Linked DNA regions of Homo sapiens: region 1 is linked to region 2. A link is a loop called in an ENCODE intact Hi-C map of the cell type or tissue named here. Cell type or tissue: endothelial cell of umbilical vein. All regions are shown on one strand. Each heading gives the region's core, and the rest is flanking DNA. Links, peaks and the distances in the headings are about the cores only. Region 1 overlaps MAP1B (microtubule associated protein 1B). Region 2 overlaps MRPS27 (mitochondrial ribosomal protein S27).

Evidence for each region. Peaks named below come from ENCODE experiments on the same cell type or tissue, not always from the same donor. Only the 100,000 strongest peaks of a DNase experiment are listed, where the experiment ranks them.
Region 1: it touches region 2 in a loop (4-fold over the local background); 4 of 110 quality-filtered maps call a loop at or near these places.

Annotation. Positions count from the first base shown.
Region 1 is chr5:72,207,294-72,217,539 of GRCh38, reverse strand. MAP1B (microtubule associated protein 1B) reads right to left here. Exons shown (of 7, transcript NM_005909.5): 7 at 7,975-10,246. Among named protein-coding and RNA genes, the nearest start is that of MIR4803, 43 kb to the right of the region's middle. In endothelial cell of umbilical vein, for the core only: no CTCF peak of the experiment used is centred there; DNase peaks (open chromatin) are centred at 6,119 and 6,259; H3K27ac peaks cover 2,299 bases.
Region 2 is chr5:72,262,803-72,275,495 of GRCh38, reverse strand. All of the region lies in intron 4 of MRPS27 (mitochondrial ribosomal protein S27), which reads left to right. Among named protein-coding and RNA genes, the nearest start is that of MRPS27, 51 kb to the left of the region's middle. In endothelial cell of umbilical vein, for the core only: a CTCF peak has its summit at 6,135 (motif pointing right); a DNase peak (open chromatin) is centred at 6,175.

The sequences.
Region 1 (10,246 bases), core at 2,247-10,246, 58 kb after region 2:
TTCTTCTAAGTCTACAGTCTTATTCAAGACCTTATTCAACACTTTTTAACAGCAAAAAATCCTTTACCCTGCCATCAGTCAAGCTGTCATGCTATGTCTCCTTCCTTATGTCTCCAAACTTCTTGAAAGGGTATCTACACTTACTGGCTCATTGTTCATTCATTAGAGGCTGAGAATTTGGCTTATAGCTTTACCACTCTGCTGCACAACATGGTCATCAACTACAGTGATCTTTTTTTTTTTTTTTCCTTTTAAATGCTCTGCTCCATTTGGTACCACTGACCACCCCTTATAAGCTTGCTGTCTGCAGCAGACTTACTGTCTGTTCCAGCACTGCTTTCGCAAGCTCTCAAGTGTTCGGTGTATACTGTGTACAAGGCACTATACAAGTGCTATGGAGTTTACAAGGATGAATAAACTATAGATTTTACCCTCAAATAACTTAGATTCTAGTGAGGCTGGCACATCCACACCCGTCAATACACAGCTGAAAGGTGTCGTTAGACAAACAGTTAATGTATGTGGGAGTTCACAGGAAGATCACTTTAAGCCCAGTGATGGGAAAAACTCTAATGAAGGGAATTAATTGCCTGCTTTGTGCATTAATTAGTCACATATGAGTGCCTCAAGCTGCCCTGGGGTCCTCTTTCCACAGAGGCTTGTGTGATGTGTTCATGAGAAAATACTTTAAATTAAGCTAAAATGAACAATTCAGATTAAACTTGTTTTGGCCCACATCCCATACTTACCTTGGCCATAAAAAGGAAAAAAAAGCAAGGCGGTGGAAAGAAGAAAAGAAAGAAAAATGATAAGGTATTATCCTCCCCTCAGTGCTGTGTTGCCTTGGCACCCAGCCTTGCATCCTGTTTTCCGACCTTCTCGTTGGCTGTGGAATCAGGTAGGTGTGTGAGAAGATTGGTTTAGATTCTACAAGAAGTAGTCAGAGGCCTTGAAAATAAGTTGATTATACCACAGTGGCTCACACCTGTAATCCCAGTACTTTGGGAGGCCGGGCCAGAGGATCACTTGAGGTCAGGAGCTCGAGACCAGCCCGGCTAACATAGCAAAACTCTGTCTCTACTAAAAAATACAAAAATTAGCTGGGTGTGGTGGTTGGCACCTGTAATCCCAGCTATTCAGGAGGCTGAGGCAGGAGAATCGATTGAACCTGGGAGGCAGAGGTTGCAGTGAGCCAAGATTGAGCCAATGCACTCCAGCCTGGGCAACAGAGCGAGACCAAAAAAGTTGATTAAAACCTTTTTTCACACTGAAAACAATTAGTTTTGCCATTCTTTGTTGTCTTTACTTTTGTGCATCTTCCCTGAAAATATACTGCAGCATTCTACTTTTTTCTTTTTGCTGCAGGTATCTGATGAGCTTTGGGAAACTCTCTTATTTTAACCACTGAGGAAAGGAAAAGCAGCTGCTGTGGTGGAACAGAGAACTTAGAATTAGGTATGAAAAACATTTCTAGAAGCTCATTGTGTCACTTAGGCCCCCCAGGAAGCAGATCAGCATCAGAGTCAGAGGTAACAGTGAAAGCAGTTTTGGGGGGATAAAGCCTGTGAAAAATGAAAGGAGGTGGAATTGGGATTGGGTGAGGAAAGCCTTCAGGTGGAGGTCCTACATCTGCAAAAGGAAAGGAGGGAGGAAGCACCACCGCCTAGCCTCTATTGCTTGAGGGGGGAGATTTTCAACACCCATCATCCCTATTGCCAACAACACCAAGCATAACCTCCTTTTCTATTGTGAGTTCTAGTCTGCTACCAAACCTGGTGACACAGGTGCCTGCTCACCAGTGCCCTTCCCCAGTGCATTCCCAATGGCCTCGATGAGCGGCGTGCCACCTGGCCCTCGAGGGAACATAGTTCTCTGCTGGGTCTTCTGGCTTCCTGTGATATATGTATCCACTCCAGGAGGCTACCCTGAGACTTGTAATCCTTTTCTCCTGGATCTGCCAGGTCAATTCGGGTATTTCAGTGGTTCTCAGTTCAGGCTATCCCTTTCTCCAGGCTTTTTTTATGAGCCATTGTTGCAGCAAGTCTGCAACACCCCCTGGAGTGTTAAACCCCTTAAGCATTTTATGGATTCTGAATTAATTATTTAGAACTAATTGGTGAGATTGGCCCTAGACTTTAAACTCCATGAAGACAGGCACTCTGTGTGTCTTGTTCATGGTTGTGGCCCAACACACAGAACAGGCATTACCATGAGGAGGGGGCTTATAAACATTTATTGAATGAATTATTTTTTATTAGGTTAAAAGGAAAGTCCTCCAACTGAGGTATAATTCCCAGCAGAAATTCTGAGATGCTAGAAGCCGTATGTCCTAAGCTGAGGTAGTTTAATGCCAAAGAAAGCCTCTTTGGATTTCTACGAAGTGTAGTGTAAGCCAAAATTGACACCAGGAGGAAGGTTTGTGGGGAAAAAATAGGGGGGTGAGCATGGTGTATCATATCAGAATTCTCTTCTACATATGTATATCACACCTGCCTCAAAGCAGGGAGTTAGGAAGTGATGAAGCTGTAACACAAATCTTATCATTTATAGACCAATAATAAAAGCCAATGTTTATTGACCATCTATAGCCAAGTGCCATATTAAATTTTTGTATGCATGATCTTATTTAACCCACAAGAATATGCCCATTATTACAGCTCTTTCTATATACAAGATAACAAAGACTTAGAGAAGTGATTAAATGCCAGGGTTTCCCTCTGTGAATTGGAGAGCCAGGGTCAAACCCATATCTGACTCCTAAAGTGCAGTCCCAAACTCGGAAGATCACTGTCTCAGTTTAGGTTCCCCCTAAAGCAAGACAGGAGACAGAAATTGAGTGCCGGTGCATTAGTTGGAGGTGATCTTACTAAAGCAGGTGAGGGAAGGAGAAATTGAGACAGGGTAGAAAGGAGAGCCAACAAAGGGTGCATAATTGAGTGGATTGTGGAAACCAGCTCATTCTTGCTGTGGACCCTCTGAGAGACTCTGAAGAGCACACCTCAGCAGTTCCTCTGAAAGGCAAGGAAGCAGCTAAGTATTTGCCCATTCAGTCTATTCCCTCATGGGTTGGGAGCACTATAGCCTACTCCTAGTGCAGCGCCATCACACTCCCATGACCAGGAAACACCCTTGGGCAGAGACCAGGAAGAACTTAGATTCTAGTGAGGCTGGCACATTCGCACCTGTCAACACACAGTTGAAAGGTGTCGTTAGAGAAACACCATCCACTGGTGGAGAACTGTCTGCAGATGACCAGGAGTAAGCCCAGGGCAGTGGTTCTCAACCAAGAGTGATTTTGTTTCCAGGGGACGTTTGGTAATGCCAATGTATTTTTGATTAGGCTGCTATTAGCATCTGACATTTGATAATGTCAAGGTATTTTGAGGGGCTGCTATTAGCATCTCGTTCGTAGAGGTCAAGGATGCTGCTAAACATCTTACAGTGCACAGGACAGTCCCTCACAACAAGGAGCTATCTGGTCCAAGATGTTAGTAGTGCCGACGTTAGAAACCCTGGCCTAGGGTTTACAGATGGAGCATTCACAGGACTTTTTCAGGGAATGTAGATGAGACCCAACAATGATATTTGTAGCAAATAGCTCATTCACAAATGATATTTCAGGCTAGAAGAATAATAGTAGCTGTTTCTTGTCTAACTCTGAATATAAATATAAAATATGCAATGATGCAGAGTAGGCCATTATTCTTCCTAAGTAAGATCCATTAGGGAAAAGAGTAAATGGTGATTTGTATGGTTTTGCTGTCTGGTTGTAACTGGAGTAGGACTTTTGAGTTCCAAAATGTAGATGCTGTGAAGTGACCTTGCGTGAGTCAGTGGAAGGTGATTCTGCTGGCACCCTGCGCATAGGTGAGAAAGAGATGAAGTGGAAAAAGGTCTCAGAGAGCTTTGACTTTAGTGAGTCATCAAAGCAGAAAATGTGGTGTGGTTGTATTTTCATGAGCTTTTCGAATTCTGAAAATGATCAATTTTTAAAATTTTGCTTTAGGAAATGGTTGGAAAGGAGCGCTTTTCAACAAAGCAAAATTTCCTTTTATTCTAAATAACAGCCTCTTAGCTTGAAAATAACCTCTTATTCCCCATTGATTTGGCCTTTTTGCTGATACTGCATACTGCTTTGAGGATGTTATTACCTGTGTGGTAACAGGGAAATCCAAACAAACGATGGTGGCAACGCTGCTGAGGTTGTGGCAGTAACCACTAGGATCTTTGTTTAAAACAAAATCATTGCTTGAGCTGTGTGATTATTATGTACAAAAGAGAGTCCAGATCTGAGCTGGACATATTCAGAAAACAAGAAGTTTATTCTTGTAAAAAGCACCTGAAAATAAATTTCATCATGGATTTTAAATGCTGGATCAAGGACTATGATGAAGATGTATAAAAGGGGTATTATATCCTCTGATGCCCTCAGTGGTAGAATTGTTTGGTTTTTTGGCTTTTATTTCCCATGATGCTTCATCTCTGCAGAGTTCAAACTTCTAATCCTTAAAACACCCTCCAAAGTGAATATGCATATGATAGTAGGTAGAATAGACCATTAATGCCCATTACAAATGTCCTCCATTGATAGCATGCTGGGCCACTGCTGGGTATGAGTGTTTCCCAGGCTCTGGCTCATTAGTTCCCATCTTTTTTTTTTTTTTTTTTTTTTTTGAGACAGAGTCTCACTCTGTTACCCAGGCTGGATTCTCCTGCCTCAGCCTCCTGAGTGGCTGGGATTACAGGTACGCACCACCACGCCTGGTTAATTTTTGTATTTTCACTAGAGACGAGGTTTCACCACGTTGGTGAGGCTGGTCTCAAACTCCTGACCTCAAGTGATCCACCCGCCTTGGCCTCCCAAAGTGCTGGGATTACAGGTGTGAGCCACCACACTGGGCTTTGCCCCAACCTTGATCACAAAAATAATAGTCATATGGAGACCAGGAAGGTAGAGAAAAAGAGAGTGCTAGGTAAATGGTGGAGATTGCAACTTAAGATAAGGTGGTTAGGGAAGGCCTTCCTGAGAAAATGACATTTGAACAAAAACCCACATGGGTGAGATTGAAAACCGTGGAATCACCTGGAGAAAATGCATGTTGAGCAAAGGAAATAGCATAAAGGCCTTGAGATGAAAGGCTGAATGCCTGAGGAATAGCAAGGAGGCCAGTATGGCTGGAGCAGAATGTGTAAGGTGGAAAGAAGTGGGAAATGAAGTCGGAGAGAAGGGGTAGAGGAGGAATGAATTGTGTAAGCCTTCTTAGCCCATCAGTAAAGACATTGGCTTTTACTCTAAGATGAGAACTTACTCAAGAGCTTTGAGCATGGGTGGCATGATCTGACTTAACATTTTTAGAGGATTACTCTACTGTAGCTGCAACATGGAGAATAAGCTAGGAGGGCAAAGATAGGAAACCGGAAGGTCAATTAGGATGCTCCTGCAATAAACCAGGAGAGAAATGATTGACTTGGACAAGGGTAGTAACCGTGAATGTGAGGAGAAGGTATCAGACTGATATATTTTGAAGGTCAAGCCAGCAGTACTTGCCGGCCAGTTGATTTGCTGATGGGCCAAAATTTTTGGCCTGAACAACAAGAATATGTATTTGCCATTTACTGAGGTAGAAAAGCCTAGGAGAGAAGCAGTTTGCAAATGGAGATCAGGGGTTTGTTTGGGGACATGTTACATTTGGTTTAGGGTATTTTAAAGACTCCTATTGGATATCCACATGGAGATTTTAATGGGCACTGGATATATGAATTTGGAGGTAAGGGATGATGTACAGGCTGCAGATATAACTATAAAAATCATCAGTTTACACATGGCATTTAAATTCCTGAGACTGCATTAAAGCAGCATGCATTTCTGGTTTTAGTGGGGACAATCTGAGCCATGAAATAGAGCTGTGTCTGTTGGTGTACGGCGAGATCTCCCTGTGAATCAAGCAGACCTCAGAAGCCCTGCTCCACCATCTGTGAAAACATTGCCAGTAACCCCTGGAGAAGTATCCAGAAGAACTGCTCATATTAAACGAACTAGGTGTGACCAAAACTGCATATATGGCTCCGGTGAATTTCCAAGGCATACAATACAAGATCAAAGAGGAAATAGTTCTGGAATTATGCAAGGGACCAAGAATTCATGAGTCAGGAGTGTGTTAAAAAAAGCATTGTAGGGATATAGAAAATCATCCAGAATGAGCGGTACAATTAAGAAGAGAGAGAAAATATGATCACAGGACCTCAACAGACCTTTGTTGATTTTCTCAGAAGATAGGAAAAAAGAAACTGAAGGAAAGCTGCCGCCAACTTTTCCCCCTCCATTGTGCCTAGATGGGGGGAGAAGGGGATGTAAACAGCAGGGCAGGGTTCAGGTAGGGTGACTAGCCCTCACTGGTTCCCAGGGACTGAGGGGTTTTCTGGGACACAGGACTTTCAGTGCTGAAATCAGGGCAGTCCTGAGCAAACCAAGATAGTTGGCCACCCTGGCTTCAGGCCAGAAGGAAGGCTTCCTGGAACTGAACAATTTGGCAGTGGAATAGAAAACAACTTATTTACTATTTAATTTGAGTCTGATAGATGAAATTAAAATCTGTAAGTGATGATTTCCCACCCTGAGTGCTCACATGCTTAACCCTTTAATTTCTGGAGGGATTTCAGAATCCCTCTTAGCAAGCAGTGATTTCTGATAGGACCATTCAATGTAGCCCCATGGTTTGGAGGGGAAATGTTAAGATCAAAAGGAGTGGATATGACACACAGAGGGATATCATAATAACTCAGGACAGGCTGCTGGGGTCTTTTGAGGCTAAAGGACCATCTCTGCAGACAGGCAGGGCCCAGTCTTGGAGGTCTCTATTAAGAACCTTATGGGCATGTTTTTTGTGGCCACATGGTGGGAAACTGAAGTGCCAGGGCCTCCCCCATTTACATGCTGCCATTGTGAGCAGTCTGTGCTCCTTAACATATGCTGATCCTGCTCTCTGCTGAGACCCTGTGTGAGCTCTTGTCTCTGCCTGGAATTTACTTTTGGTCCAACCAATGCACACACACACACACACACACACACACACACACACACACACACACTCCAGAGCTCAGCCGAGACATCATTTGCGGTGCTTTTCCTATGGTCACCTAAGCTCGCTCTTGAATTTTAGGAGCCCCCATCACGATGTGGTATCATTGCCTCTGCTGGTCTGTCTTCCCCCAATCAGTTAGGGCAGCAGTTAGGTTATATCTTGTAATATAACCTACTGCCAGGTACAGGGTAAATGTGTAATAATCATTTGAATGACAGGGAGGAAATCCTCCTCTTGTTAGGTATTCTTTGCTACATATATAATCACTTTTTCCCAACAACTGCTAGTTCCTGGGTGTGAGTCAAATCCACAACATATTATGTTAGATAGAGGATATTCTGTAACAGTGAGCAAGGAACTAAGAAAAAGATAGGTACTGAGCACAATTGCTGAATATGACAGGTTCTGGTCTGGTCTATCTTTTCTTTCTTTTTTTTTTTTTTTTTTTTTAGAGACAGAGTCTCTCTCTGTTGCCCAGGTTGGAGTGCAGTGGCACAATCATGGTTCACTACAGCCTTGAACTTCCGGGCTCAAATGATTCTCCCACCTTGGCCTCCCAAAGTACTGGGATCACAGGCATGTAGCACTGCACCCAGCTATCCTTTTTTTTTTCTTTTTTTTAAGCAATAATTTTAATTGTTCCTTCCCTTCACCTCCCAGTTTCTGTCCTTACACGCTCACATCCTCTAGAGCTTGGCTATAAAAGTTAACGAGGTAGCAGTTGCAAGCATTAGCAAGATGCTTTCGGCAGTTTGCCAAAAGCCAGGGAGCCCATCTTGAAAAGAACGTAGTCACCCCCTGCCGTCATGCCCTGACTGCCCAGCATTCTGCGTGAGTGGCAAAGCCCAACTCAGGAACACAAAGCAAAAGACAGCACAGCACACACATGAACTTTTGCCACTTTTGTATTTTATTGTGGAACTGAGTTTTTTTTTTTCCTTTACATCAAATATCCTCAATGGAAGAGGGGATATTGCACACAAATATCATAAAAGCACTACATATTACTTTCACTGGAAACTAATTTTCTACATTAGATATGACTGGATAGGATAGAAGTGATGCAGGATTATAAGACATAATACCATACACAGCTGCAGACTGACACAAACACCATTCAGAACAAGAGAGAGGAGTGTGAAGTGCTTCTCAGCTGGGCTCAAGACCACTTCTTTCCAGTGCTGGAAAGAGGGGCTGCATGCAGTGTAGGAAAAGCGTGTCTCTGAACTGCCACAGGGTGTTCTCGAAAGGGCAGCCCGGTCTTGATGCCACTTCTCCATGGCTCCTGTTTTGGGGAGCTCCAAACAAGTGCAGAGAAGCTGCCTATTTTTTCCCTTCCTTTTCAGTTTTTGATGCTGCCTTTAAAAATCAACTTCATGAAGTCACAGATTTTTTAACAGTAAATAGTTTTAATACCAGGTGAATAACCTAATTGCTTTCAAAGAAATGCTCATCCCTAGGCTGCTTTTGGTGTATTGTTCAGTTGGTTAAAAGATAAAAGCTTACAGTTCCTTTCAAATGGAAACAGGATCTTTTCTTCTAAATCTGAAGCACAAAAAAAAAAAGTTATTATCCTAACTCACAATATCATTACTGAGCAGGAACCTCCTGTGACAGGTGACTAAAGAGAGGCAAGAAAAGCAAATTCAGAATTGTAGAGCAGCTCCTAAGAGCTGAAATTTGGTAACAGAGGGAAAATGAAAGGTGGTAAGATTTCCATTAGCAAATGATTAAATCTTAATTAAATGAGTATTGGAAAGCTCCTAGACTGCATAAGCTATTGGAGACACTTAAAACATTCATATACACTGGGGAAACCATTCACTATGATATGTAACGTTAAGAAAAAAAATTTTTTTGAACTCCATGGAAAATGGTGTTTAAAGAGGGGAGGAGGGGAAGTTAGTCATTGTATCCAGTCCCACCACAAGACTGAGAAAGCATGCACAGGGCTCAGGGTTTTGAGAAAGGGGACAGAATTGGTTAAAATTGAAAATGGAGGATCATCGCTAACATTTAGTCTCTGTAGAATTTTGTTTAAGAATACTACCAAAAAGGTCATGATCATGAGTGCTATCTCGATAGAATCCCATCATTTAAACAGAGTGTAAATTCCTTCCACTCAAATATTCAATCTATACAATTGGATTAAGTAATCAGTATGAACAAAGCTCCTAGAAGTCTGTGTCGATCTTTAGCTCTCACCATGAATGTACATGGTACATTGTGATGGCTGTTACTAAACTAATCGTGTATTTATGGAACTAGCAAAATTAGGTTAGTCACACAGGCAGGAAAGGTGTCTGGAAGGACAGGAGCAACCTGTAATGCGAATATTGGTTTTCTTGGTATACTCAGGCTCTGTGGTCATATTGAGAACAACGGATGGAGAAAGGTACTGATAGATTTCATAGGAAAAAGAGCCAGCTGACTAGTGACAGTTTTTACATATTTTTCCCATTAAATCCCATAGCAAAAAAAAAAAAAAAAAAAAAGAGAGAGAGAGAGAGAAAGTGAGGAGGGTGGAGTGGTTATAACTGAAGACTGGCTATAATTCTCCTACAATGTTTATAGTTTTTAAAGCAAAATAATGTTCAGGTTAAATACATTTAATTGTGAAATTGGAAAATAACTTGCATCTTCTGTCAAAGAAAAATCAACCAGAGGTCTGGATTTGGCAAGAAGGCTAAAAATCTGGTTTTCTTCCCACGCATTATGTAGACCAATTCAACTTAAGAGCTAACCATTAAATAATTATCTTGAGTATCTTAGGTTGTGTTATAAAATAAATTTGAAGTAGATGAGTTTATACTCAATGAAATTCATTGGCGTCACAATGACTTTTCCATCATGTGTTAATTTCTTGTACCCTTAATATGTTATTTTCCAAGGACTTGAAAGAAATGGGGTAATAAATAAAAGCTGCATTTCTAGAGAAGCCTAACAAAAATAGAATATTAATTTTCTTTAAAAAATTAAACATTTGAAAAATGTAATTCACAGCATTAAGTAGACTGCATAGGTCCTCAGTGAAAGGACCCTGAAGAAGCATTTTTTTAAACCCTCATCATAGTTAGCAGTGCAAAACATAGACTTATCAGACAAAAATCAACTAAAATGTTAATTTTGAAATAAATAACTAACATAGAAAATAAAATGAGGTC
Region 2 (12,693 bases), core at 1,857-9,856:
GTAGTTTGATGGGAGTAGCATTGAATCTATAAATTACTTTGGGCAGTATGGCCATGTTCACGATATTGATTCCTCCTATCCATGAGCATGGAATGTTTTTTCATTTGTTTGTGTCCTCTCTTACTTCCTTGAGCAGTGGTTTGTAGTTCTCCTTGAAGAAGTCCTTCACTTTGCTTGTTAGTGTATTCCTAGGTATTTTATTCTCTTTGTAGCAGTTGTGAATGGGAGTTCACTCATGATTTGGCTCTCTGCTTGTGTGTTGTTGGTACATAGGAATGCTTGTGATTTTTGTGCATTGATTTTTGTATCCTGAGACTTTCATGAAGTTGCTTATCAGCTTAAGAAGCTTTTGAGCTGAGACAGTGGGCTTTTCTAAATATAGGATCGTGTCGTCTGCAAACAAAGACAATTTGATTTCCTCTCTTCCTATTTGAATACCCTTTATTTCTTTCTCGTGCCTGATTCCCCTGGGCAGAACTTCCAATGCTGTGTTGAATAGGAGTGGTAAGAGAGGGCATCCTTGTCTTGTGCTGGTTTTCAAGGGGGATGCTTCCATGTTCTGCTTACTTTCTGGATGTTTGGAATAGTCTTGTGCTGCATAACGATGTTTCAGTTAGCCACCTACTGCATACACAACAGTAGTCCCATGAGACTATAATGAAGCTGAAAAATTCCTATTACTTAATGACATTGTAGCGTTCATAATGCCATTATAACATCGTAGCAAACTGCATTACTTGTGTGTTTGTGGTGATGCTCATGTAAAGAGTCCTACTCTGCTGCCACTCATATAAAAGCATAGCACAAACAATTACGTACAGTACATAATAATAAAAATTGTTAATGAACTATACTACTGGTTTATATATTTACTATATTATACATTTTATCATTATTTTAGAGTGTACTCCTACTTATGAAAAAGAAAGTTAACTTTCAACAGCCTCAGGCAGGTCCTTCAGGAGGTATCCAGAAGAAGGCGTTGTTATCATAGGAGATGCCAGCTCCATGTCTGTTATTGCCCTGATAAACTTTCAGTGACACAAGATGTGGAGGTGGAAGACAGTGATCCTGACCCTGTGCAGGCCTAAGCTAAGGTCTGTGTTTGTGTATTAAGTTTTTAGTTATTGTTTTTGTTTTTTGAGACAGAGTCTCACTCTGTCGCCCAGGCTGGAGTGCAGTGGAGCGATCTCTGCTCACTGCAACCTCTGCCTCTTGGGTTCAAGCGATTCTCCTGCCTCAGCCTCCTGAATAGCTGGGATTATAGGCGTGAGCCACCATGCCCAGCTAATATTTGTGTTTTTAGTAGAGACGGGGTTTCACCGTATTGACCAGACTGGTCTCGAACTCCTGACCTCTGGTGATCTGCCCATCTCAGCCTCCTAAAGTGCTGGGATTATAGACGTGAGCCACTGTGCCTGGCCTGTGTCTTAGTTTTTAACTAAATTTTAACTAAGAATTTTAAAAAGTTAAAAAAAATTAAAAGTAGAAAAATGCTTATAGAATAAGATCATAAGGAATTTTTGTGCAACTGTACAGTATGTTTGTGTTTTAACCTAAGTGTTACTACAGAAAAGTCAAAAGTTTCTAAAAAATTAAGTTTTTAAAGTAAAACAGTTACAGGAAGCTAAGGTTAATTTATTAGCGAGAAATTTCTTTCCATAAATTTAGTGTAGCCTAAACGTTGTGTTTATAAAGTCTACAGTAGCGTAATGTCCTAGATCTTCACGTTTACTCACTGCTTGCTTACTGACTCACCCAGAGCTACTTGTAGTGCTACAAGCTCTATTCATGGTAAGTGCCCTATATAGATGTACCATTTTATATCTTTTATCCCATATTTTTATTGTACCTTTTCTATGTTTAGATACGTTTAGACACAAATACTTAACCATTGTGTTACAGTTGCCTACAGTATTCTGTGTAGTCCCACGCGGTACAGGTTTGTAGCCTAGGAGCAACAGGCTATAGCGTATGGCCTAGATGTATAGTAGGCTGCACCATTTAGGTTTGTGTAAGTAAACTCTGTGATGTTCACACAACAAAATCACTAACAACACATTTCTCAGAGAGTGAGGACGTATCCTGTTGTTAAGCAATGGATGACTGTACTTTATAGGGTTTTATTATCTTCTCTTACCACACAGAAAATAATCAGTTTTCACATTTGTTAAAAAACAAAATTACTTAAACATATTTGAGGCTAATTTTTTCTCACTTTCTCGAAAAATCCCGGACCAGTGGCCCAGCTTGAGTGATGGTCCACTTTGGCAAGAAGGATAGGCTTATATATTTACTTGGGCCAGGTAACTACCCCTAGATCAATCCACTGAGAGGTGTGATCATGTAAGAACAGGGTAGCTTCCAGGGATGAGATAAGACTTGAATTTCTCAGGAGAAATGGGAGTAAAATGCTGGATAATCTTATAAGATCCTAGTTGACTAGAAATCTAATATGTAAATAATAAATTTATTACTATCACAAGATACACAGTTTTAGAATGAGTTTGCCTTATTTTTATTATAGAAAATTTTAAACATATATAACACTAGACAAAATAGTATATATACTCATGTATTCATTACCCAGTGTCAATACCTACCTTCAACCCTTAGCCCATCTTTGTTTCATTTATACCAGGGGTTGACAAACTTTCTGTAAAGGGCCAAATAGTAAATAATGTGGGCTTTGCAGGCCACACAGTTTCTGTTGTAGTCGTTGCTATCTTTTTTCTTCACCCATTCTGTGTCAGGAGTCTCCAGTACGATCTTCAGGTTCCATGGCAGACTCACAGGACACAGCCTATACTCGTACTTGCAGCTAAGCCATACTCACAGCCAAGTGAAATCAGCAAAGGGGAAAGGTTAGGGGCAGTCTGGAGGAAGCCAAGCAAAAATTTGCAGAATTCCTCTGCCAGTGAAATCACACAGGATGTCCTTAATTTATCCAGTATCGAATTGTGACAACACACATGAAATGTGTCTACCTGGGAAGCTCATTAGAGACTCAGTGTCCAAGGTTTTTACTGAGAGCTGGTCATGTAGGCATCCTCTGCCTAGCACATAACAAAATTCCATAATCCCAGAAGGAAAGAAGTGTTCAGCATAAACCACATTATTCACACAGTTTATGCACAATGAGCTACTCTTACCAGTTTTAAGGAATGGTGGGAAAGTCCTCAAAATCCAAATTTCCAGACACCAGTGAAGGGCCAACCTTGCAAGTAGACCTTTCTAAGGATAACAGTATCAGGCCTGATATGGCTCTTCCCCTTTAAAAATGTAAAAACGATTCTTGGCTCACAGGCTGTAGAGACAGACCGCAGACCTAAAGTATCCCATAGGCCTTAGTTTGCCAACCCTTGATCTATACCCTCACTTCTTGATCTTTAAAATGTGGCAGGAGATGGGGGGGGAATCCCAGTGTTTCATTGCAACCATCCTTACTTTGTTTGTTTGTTTGTTTGTTTGTTTAGAGGGGAAAAATGTAAAAACTAGAGCTTAAAATAACTCCTGAGCTATTTGATTGTGCACTTTGGAGCTTGAGGAGAAATAATTCGTTGGATGGCTGTTTTGTGTCCCAGTGTGAGCCTATATATAATTTTTATGAGCCCTGCAACAGATGCTGGATATCAGCAGATGGCTGGCACGTGCTCCTTTTTTAACAGTTTCAGAAGCAGAAAGATGACTTTATTAACTGATAGACAGCTAACTTTCATGGGTATTATTTATTAATACTGATTATTTGAACTTTACGGATTTTGCCCATGTAACTACTATATAATGATTAAAATCAGAACATTTAACAGAATTACAATACTATAATACAGTCCATATTCAAATTTTGTCAGTTGTCTCATTAATCCTCTTTATGAACATAGTTTTTTCTTAGTCTAAGATCCAAACCAGGATCACACATTATATTTACCTGTCATATCTCATTAGTCTCTTTTAATCTAGAGCAATTCCTAGGCCATTTGTGAGTGTTTCTTGACATGAACGGGGTTTAACTCTTGTTTTTTAAGATTGCCTTTGTTTTTTTCTCGGCAATATTTTATAAATTTCAGTGTAGGCATTTGCAAGTCTTGTTAAATGTATTTTAAAGTATGTTATATTGATGTTATTATTTGTGAAATTATTTTCCTAAATTCCACTTTCCAGTTGCTTGCTGCTAGAGAGTTGATTTTTGTATCTTGACCCAGATTCTGAGAGCTTGATTAACTCACTTATTCATGCTAGTAATTGTTTGTAGATTCCTTCGTGTTTCCTACATATCCAACCATATTATCTGTGACGAGAAATACATTTACTCTTCCTTTCCAAATTTCAAGCCTTTTAATTTTTCTTGCCTTGTTGCACTAGCTAGGACTTCCAATACAATGTTGAATAGAAGTAGTGGGAGCAGACATGTCTTTGCTTTGTTCCCAATCTTAGAGAGAAAATATTTAATATTTCACCATTAACGATGTTAGCTGTAGGTTTTTCATAGATGCCCTTTATTGGGTTGAGGAAGTTCCCTTTCATTCCTGGTTTTCTAAGAGTTTTCAATCAAACATGGGCATTGAATTTTGTTAAATGTTTTTTCTACAAATATAGACAATTACATGAGTTTTCTTTTTCACTTTCTTAATATAATGTATTACTTTGATCAGTTTTCAAATGTTAATCCAGACTTGCGTTCTTGGGATGAATTCCCAAGAGTGTATTGTCCTGATGTAGTATTAATTTGTTAAATTTTTTAAGTTTTCAGTAACACTATGTTGTCAGTAAGACTGGACTCCAAATTTCTTTGCTTATGTTGCCTTGTGTAGTTTTGGCGTCAGGATTGTATAATGTCACAAAATGTATTGGGAAATGTTCCCTTCTTTATTTTCTGAAAGTTTGTTTAAGAGTTTCTTCGGTGCTTGATAGCATTCACCGAAGGTATTATCTGGGCCTGGAGTTTTCTTAAGAAGATGTTAAATTATAAATTAATATTTTAAAGTAGATATGACTTCTCAATGTAGTTTTATTTTATATTGTTATTACTGAGGTTGGCATGTTCTTTTTTTAACTCAACTAATTCATAAATTCACAAGCATATTCTTATGTGCTTAAGAGTCATTTGTACTTCCATGGACTTTCTTTTGCCTTATCCTGTCTTTCTGCTAGGTTATTGGTCTTGTCTTACTGATTTAAGGAATAGCCTTTAATTAATGAGTATTTTTTCTTTTTTTATTACTTTGCTTTATGATAGTTTTTGCTATGTAGGCATTTTAATATTATTATTATTATTATTATTATTATTATTATTATTATTATTGAGATGGAGTTTCTCTTTTGTCGCCCAGGCTGGAGCATAATGATGCAATCTCAGCTCACTGTAACCTCCGCCTCCTGGGTTCAAGAGATTCTCCCGCCTCAGCCTCCTGAGTAGCTGGCATTACAGGCATGTGACGCCATGCCTGGCTAATTTTTGTATTATTAGTAGAGATGGGATTTCACCATGTTGGCCAGGCTGGTCTCAAACTCCAGACCTTAGGTGATCTGCCCACCTCAGCCTTCCAAAGTGCTGGGATTACAGGCGTGAGCCACCGCACCCGGCCACATTTTTATTTTTTATGTAATTGAATTTATCAATCTTTTTTTTTATGGCTTTTATATTAGACTAAGAAAGACATTATCCATCCCAAGAAATTTTTCTGTTTTCCTCCAGTAAATGTATGCTTTTGTTTTTAACACCTAGATATTCATCTGGAGTTAGATTTGATTTGTGTGAGGTACAAATCCATGCATACACATATCCCCCACACGTGTGTAAAACAAATGGCTACCCAGCTATCCTAATGCCATTTATTGAATAATCCATCCTTTGCCTGATGATATAATATGCTATCTTTATTTTACTAATTTCTTATTTGTGTTTGAGTCTGTCTCTGAATTTTCTCTGCTCTTCCACTGATCTGCCTTTCATTCAATAGCATCATACCTGTTTTAATTATTATAGCTTGCTAGTATGTTTTAATATTTAGGAAAAAGTTTACAATTCTTTGCTCAGCCTCCATTATCCTCCTTTCTCAAACTATGTTTAACAGCCTCATTAATTTTTAGAAATATTAGTCAGATACCTGTTTGAATATACATTTCCTCCTCCCTTTCTCCAGCAGGGGGCGAGATGGTGGCTGAAAGTCTCAGATATGTGACCAGGACCTCAGGTAGCCTTAGGGCATCTTTGTGCAAGCAAGAAAAACACTGCCTCTTCTAGACAGATAATCAGGGAAAAGTACCTTTTTCGGAAAGATGCAGCCTTGTACCTTAGTACACAGTGGCTACAGCCAATTTTAGTTCCTGTTCACACCTTCTGGCAGTGCTGAAAATAAACCACTTTACAAGGAAAACTCATATGCAACAATCCTGAATTATACTGCACCCTGCAAATAATGTAATCAGAGCAAGCATACAGGAAAACCAGATGCATATTCCCTCCCTTCCCTCCTTCTCCCCATCTGAGCTGCTAGCCCCAGAACTGACTAGTTTACATCATTCAGTAATGGGCTTCCTTAAGTGGATGTACAAGTAGCTGTTTACACTAACCCCCTGCCTTCAGAGATACTTAGTCAAATTGAAGTGAGAATAAATAAACCTCTCTAAAGTTCAATTGACCCCCTATCAATTAGAGTGATACTGTGGATCACATCAAAATAAAGGTCAAATAATAATCACTTGTATCTATGTAAGAGTGCATTGTCATCTCATTTTTATCATCCTCATATAAGACCTGCAAGATTCCAAGGGCAGATATGTTTGCTCCTCTTTTGTAGAAGAAAGTAAATCAAAGAGGAAACACTTCCAAAATCAAACAGTTAATGAATGACAGAAGACCTTGATCCATAATTTTTTGAAGTTTGGGGTTCTTCTCTAAGCCTGAAGGAGCACTTATTTCCCATTATCACTCAATTTTATAAAAACATTGTTTGTCAGCTCCACAGACCTCCAAGCAGGTTAAATTTAAATTATCACAGAATTATACTGGTATGTTTCATCCTCCTGAAAGTACACTGATATTTCTGGCATGTTCATACCGCCTTCCCCAGTGGTGCCAAAACACTTTACTTCCTATTCAGAAACATTTGTGTAGCAAAGAGAAAAATAAGGATAAATGCAAATGTTGCCGAGTATTTGTTTTTACTTGTTTGTAGAAGTCTATAAAGCCTCTGGACTTTTAGAAGATTGTAAGAAAGATAATGATTTTGAGGGTAAGATTGTATTCTGATACAGTGCAATGATAAATTAAGTTTGTTGTATTTATAATTCTTATGTTTTAAGGATTTGACTTATAATTTTTTTTTCTTTTTAGGGTGCTCTTTCCCCACCTAAGAAACAAAGTTAGCTTTCAACTCTGGACAGAATTTAGGTTTGAAACCAAGGAGGGGAATTGTTGAGGCTGATCTTGGTGCACATGTTTGTTGGGTTTGGGAGTCACTGGGAGAGGAGTTTTTAATGCCTCTAAAAATCATTCTTCTCTCTGTATTTTCATTTCTAAGTATTACCTTTCTTTGCAAATAGTAATTGTTTGGGCTCTACTTGCAGATCTTTTTGGCCAAGTATTCTGCAGTGATTCACATAAGTTCCCTGAACATTTATTTGGAAGGCAGCATCTGAGAGCATACTTTTTTTTTTTCTTAATGACCTCTATATCTTATTACTGCAAGGCAGCACAGATTCTTTTTAATTTGTTTTGATATCTGAATCTTTGGCAGTCATAAATTTGATTTTGACTGCAGGCATTTTTTACTTTGGACAAAATGTATTTCTGGAGAACCACCAACTAAGGTGTACTTTTTGAGGGTAATGGTTATATCTTATTTGATTTTATATTCCCAGAACTTAGCTGTGCTTGGAACATAGCTGAGCCTCAATAAATATTTGTTGAATGAATGATGGAATGAAGTCTATGAGCAAATTAATGCCATTTAAAATCCTGACTGTGTATACATTGTCTTTCTCTGTTCATACATTGTTTGAACTTATTTAATGAGCAAATAAGGATAAATTTTTAGGTGGTTTCAAATTAATTACATAGATGAACTTAGAGTATCATATTTGTTGAATGAACAATGGACTGAAGTCTATAAGCAAATTAATACCATTTAAAATCCTGACTGTGTATACATTGTCTTTCTCTGTTCATATGTTATATGAACTTATTTAATGAGCAAATAAGGATAAATTTTTAGGCGGTTTCAAATTAATTACATGGTTGAACTTAGAATATCAGTCCAGAGAAGTCATGTGGTTAGCAGTAAGCACTAGATTGGAATTGGAAGACTCCGTATAGTTATGCCAAAATGAATATAGTCTGATTCTTGTCAGATTCTTTAGCATTGCTGACCTCAGTTTTCTTATCTTTAAAATAAACATATAAAGTTGTGTAGGAATCACTCACCTCATACATGTAGAAGTGCTCTGGAAAAGTTGAAGCACTTTAGATACAAAGGGACACTGCTCTGTAGATAGCCATCTCTGAAGCCCTGAGCCTCACTTTGGGAAGATTTAGGGACTCTGCAGCCATAAAATTCAGCATATTTTCTACTGTGAGAAAAGATTCATGAACCTAGTGGTAACCACATTTCGGGCTTCATCTTCTTTTTTTTTTTGAGACGAAATCTCGCTCTGTCACCCAGGCTGGAGTGCAGTGGGGCGATCTCTGCTCACTGCAAGCTCCGCCTCCCGGGTTCAGGCCATTCTTCTGCCTCAGCCTCCCGAGTAGCTGTGACTACAGGCACGTGCCACCACACCCAGCTAATTTTTTTGTATTTTTAGTAGAGACGGGGTTTCACCATGTTAACCAGGATGGTCTGGATCTCCTGACCTCGTGATCTGCCCACCTCGGCCTCCCAAAGTGCTGGGATTACAGGCGTGAGCCACCACGCCCAGCATGGGCTTCATCTTCTTTGCTGCTTCTCCTGTAGTTCAATAACATTTTCCTTGTTATTTCTCTACCTGTAGCTAGGAACTGGGCCAGCAGCCAGTAGATACGTAGAGCATGAAAAAGCACATGGTGCCACTTTGGCAGCCTTCACTTAGATTCCTGTCCTAGAAAGATTGCTGTTTAACTCCTTTACTCAGGCTAGGAGTTGGGGCAGTCATGTATTTACTATATCTAGCAATCCTTGGGGGAGGTGGAGAAAGATACCTACTTCACCACGTTACGGATGGTTCAGCTAAGGAAAGTCTGGGTCTTAAAAGTCAGAGAAGGAGGCCTTTGAGAATGTCTTTTCAATTCTGTGAAAATAAAGGGACTGCTGCATATCTGGATATGTGTGCTCTTTCAAATTATCATGCCTCACTGTTATTCTTCATGATTAACTTCTAATATCCCATCATGCTTGGTTCATTTTTTTGTCTACTCCACCAAGACCTATTGTTTCTCCTTCCACTTTCTTATATCTTCCCCTCCTCTGTCCTATGAGATACTATCTTAGGTGAAGCTTTATTTTCTAGCATCTGTATTCAAATTTCGAATACACCACCTTCATAGGAGGAAAAAACCATTAACGAATTTCAAATCAAAATCTTGCTTTCATTTTAGTGAACTAATCATTCATTTAAAATAAGGTGTTCTGCCTTAAATTTATTAATGTCATAGGTCTACCTGAAGTCATTTTCCTTGTTTTCGTAACAGAGCCAGGCTTCTTTTTCAATTAAGACAGTCAACATTCCTTGTGTTTTACGAGTTATATTAATGGCTTCTTGGATTTGCAATTCCCAGTTGTAAAACAGAGATGTGAACATCATCATCCACTTAGTTTATAGCTCTGTGAGACATCTGTCCAAACTTTCTTTATTGAGGTGATAAAGAAAAATCCAGTATCATTTACTGGCTTAGAAGTTAGTAAAGAACGCTCCCACCACCCCAAGGCTCAGTCCTGTTCTTGATGTCACATATTTTGAGAATAGCCCAGACTGTTTATATAATTTGATTCCAGCCTACTTTTCCAGCCAGATATCACTAATCTCTAATGTAAATCCTACATTTATGGAATTATCTTTTCTGGATCATTCAGTGTTGCCCAACAAATAATTAATTGTATTTCCTTTGTAAACTGGGCACTGCTCTTGCTGTGAGGAATCATTCCCTTACTTCTAAAAGTCTGCCAAATCTTAAGTGCCCAGACCCTGTGATGCCATTTCAGATCACTTCAGCCAGCAAACAGCCTTAGTTTGTATCACTCAGGTTACATTGCACACTGGTAGCACTTAGTTTGTATTACTCAGGTTACATTGGTCATATGTGGCCTAGATTTGTGTCATTATCAAATGGCGAGCTTATCAGCATTTTAAGGAAACCTTGTCTAATAAAAACTCATAATTAGCAAAGGTCCTTAAAAAGACAATAAATGTTCAGTAATTGCCTATTACACAAATAAATAGCTACAACTCTTCTTTCTTGAAATCTTGTTGCTGCCTTAAGCCGCAAGGTTAGAATAATTTTCTCAAGTTCTTCCCATAGAAGTACTCTGAAGTTCATATCTGAGCTCCCCTCACGGTCTAGTTGCTCCACATACCGCTCATACTTCCTTCTCTAAGCGTACTTCCTCCGTTGTTTTTTCCATTATTTTTTAGTTTCCTAGGGCTGCTGTAACAAAGTACCATAAACTGGGTGGCTTAAAACAGCAGAATTTATTCTTTCATAGTTCTGGCTAGAAGTCTGGAATCAGAGATGTCAGTAGAGCCATCCTTTCCCTGAAGGCTGTACAGGAGAGTCTGTTCCATGTCTTCCTCTTAGTTTCTGGTGTTGCTAGCAATCCTTGGCGTTTCTTGGCTTATAGATGCACCCACTCCAGTCTGTGCCTTTGCCATCACATGGCACTCTCCCTCTGTGTGCACATGTGTGTGCCTCTTCTCTTCCTCTAAGGATGTCAATTGTATTGGATTAAGCCCCCTACACCCCCTCCAAAGACCTCATCTTAACTTGATTACATCTGCAAAAGACCGTATTTCCAAATAAGATCACATTCACAGGTTCTGGAGGTTAGAACTTCAACCTATATTTTTGGGAGACACAATTCAATTTGTAAGTCTCTCTCTCTTTTTTTTTAAAAATGAAATTCAGATAAATTTAACCACTTTAATTCAGTAAATTAACCATAAAATGAACAACTCAGTGTCATTAAGTATATTCACAATGTTATGCAATAACTATCTCTGTTTCTAAAGTATTTTTATTACCCCAAAAGGAAAGCTCATATTCATTAAGCAGTTATTCTTCATTACCTGCTTCTCCGGCTGCTGGCAACCTAGTCTACTTTTTGTTTCTATGAATTTCCCTATTCTGGATATTTTATGTAAATGGAATCATACAATATAGACCTTTGTGTCTGGCTTCTTTCACTTAGCATGTTTTCAAGGTTCATTCACATTTTAACATGTATCAGTACTTTATTTCTTTTTACAGTGGAATAATATTCCTTTGTATGTATATACTACATTTTATTTATTCACTCATCTGTTGATGGATGCTTGGGTTGTTTCTATCTTTGGGCTATTGTGTATAGTGCTGCTACGAACATGCATGTACATGTACTTGAGAACCTATTTTTAGTTCTTTTGGGTATCTACCTAGGAATAGAATTTTTGGGTCCTACAGTAATTCTGTCTTTAGCTGTTTTAGGAACTGCCAAACTATTTTCCATAGTGGCCAGCTGCACCATTTTACTTTTGCTCCAGCAGTGTACAAGTCTTTCCACATTCTCAACCAATACTTTTCCATTTTTCTAGTCATAGCTCTCCTAATTGGTATGGAGTAATATCTCACTGTGGTTTTCATTTGCATTTTCCTAATGACTAATGATGTTGAGTACCTTTTCAGGTGCCTATTTTGGCCAGTTGTTTATCTTCTTTGGAGAAATATCTCTTAAAGTACTTTGCCATTTATTAATTGGGTTGTCTTTTTGTTGTTAAGAGTTCCTTATATATTCTGCATACTAGATTTTTATCAAAGAAATTGCAAATATTTCACTCTGTAAGTTGTCTTTTTGCTTTTTTTGATAATATTTAATGCAAAAAGTTTTTAATTTTGATGAATTCCAGTTTCTCTATTTTTTCTTTTGTTGTTAATGCTTTTGGTGTCATATCTAAAAATCCATTGCTAAATTCAGTGTCATGAAAATTTACCCCATGTTTTCTTCTGAGGCTTTTATGGCTTTAAGTTTTATGGTCATTGATTCATTTGAGTTCATGTTACTACTATGCACAATAGTGGATAATATTCACAAATTCTGAAAGTGCCTAGCCTCAAAGGTCTTATGGTCTAATGTTCTTTAATTCACTGTGTTACTGATGAAGGAAATCCCTAAGAAATAATCAAGGGGAAATGCTTCGTTTTACTAGACATTGCAAACCAGAGTTTGCCTTCCATAACCATGAAAACTGGTGCCTTGTGACCAAACGAGAAAACTTTCATTTTTGCTTTTTTTCTGGATGTATGGTTAACCCAGTTGTGCAAATAATTGTACTAAATAGAGGATCCATTCAGTACTTACAGGATATCAAAGGCAAGCATAAAAATCTCTCACTTGGGGCTGGGCATGGGATACATGCCTGTAATCACAGGACTTTGGGAGGCCAAGGCGGGAAGATCGTTTGAGCCCAGGAGTTCAAGGGTGCAGTGAGCTATGATCCTGCCACTGCAATCTAGCCTCAGGGACAGAG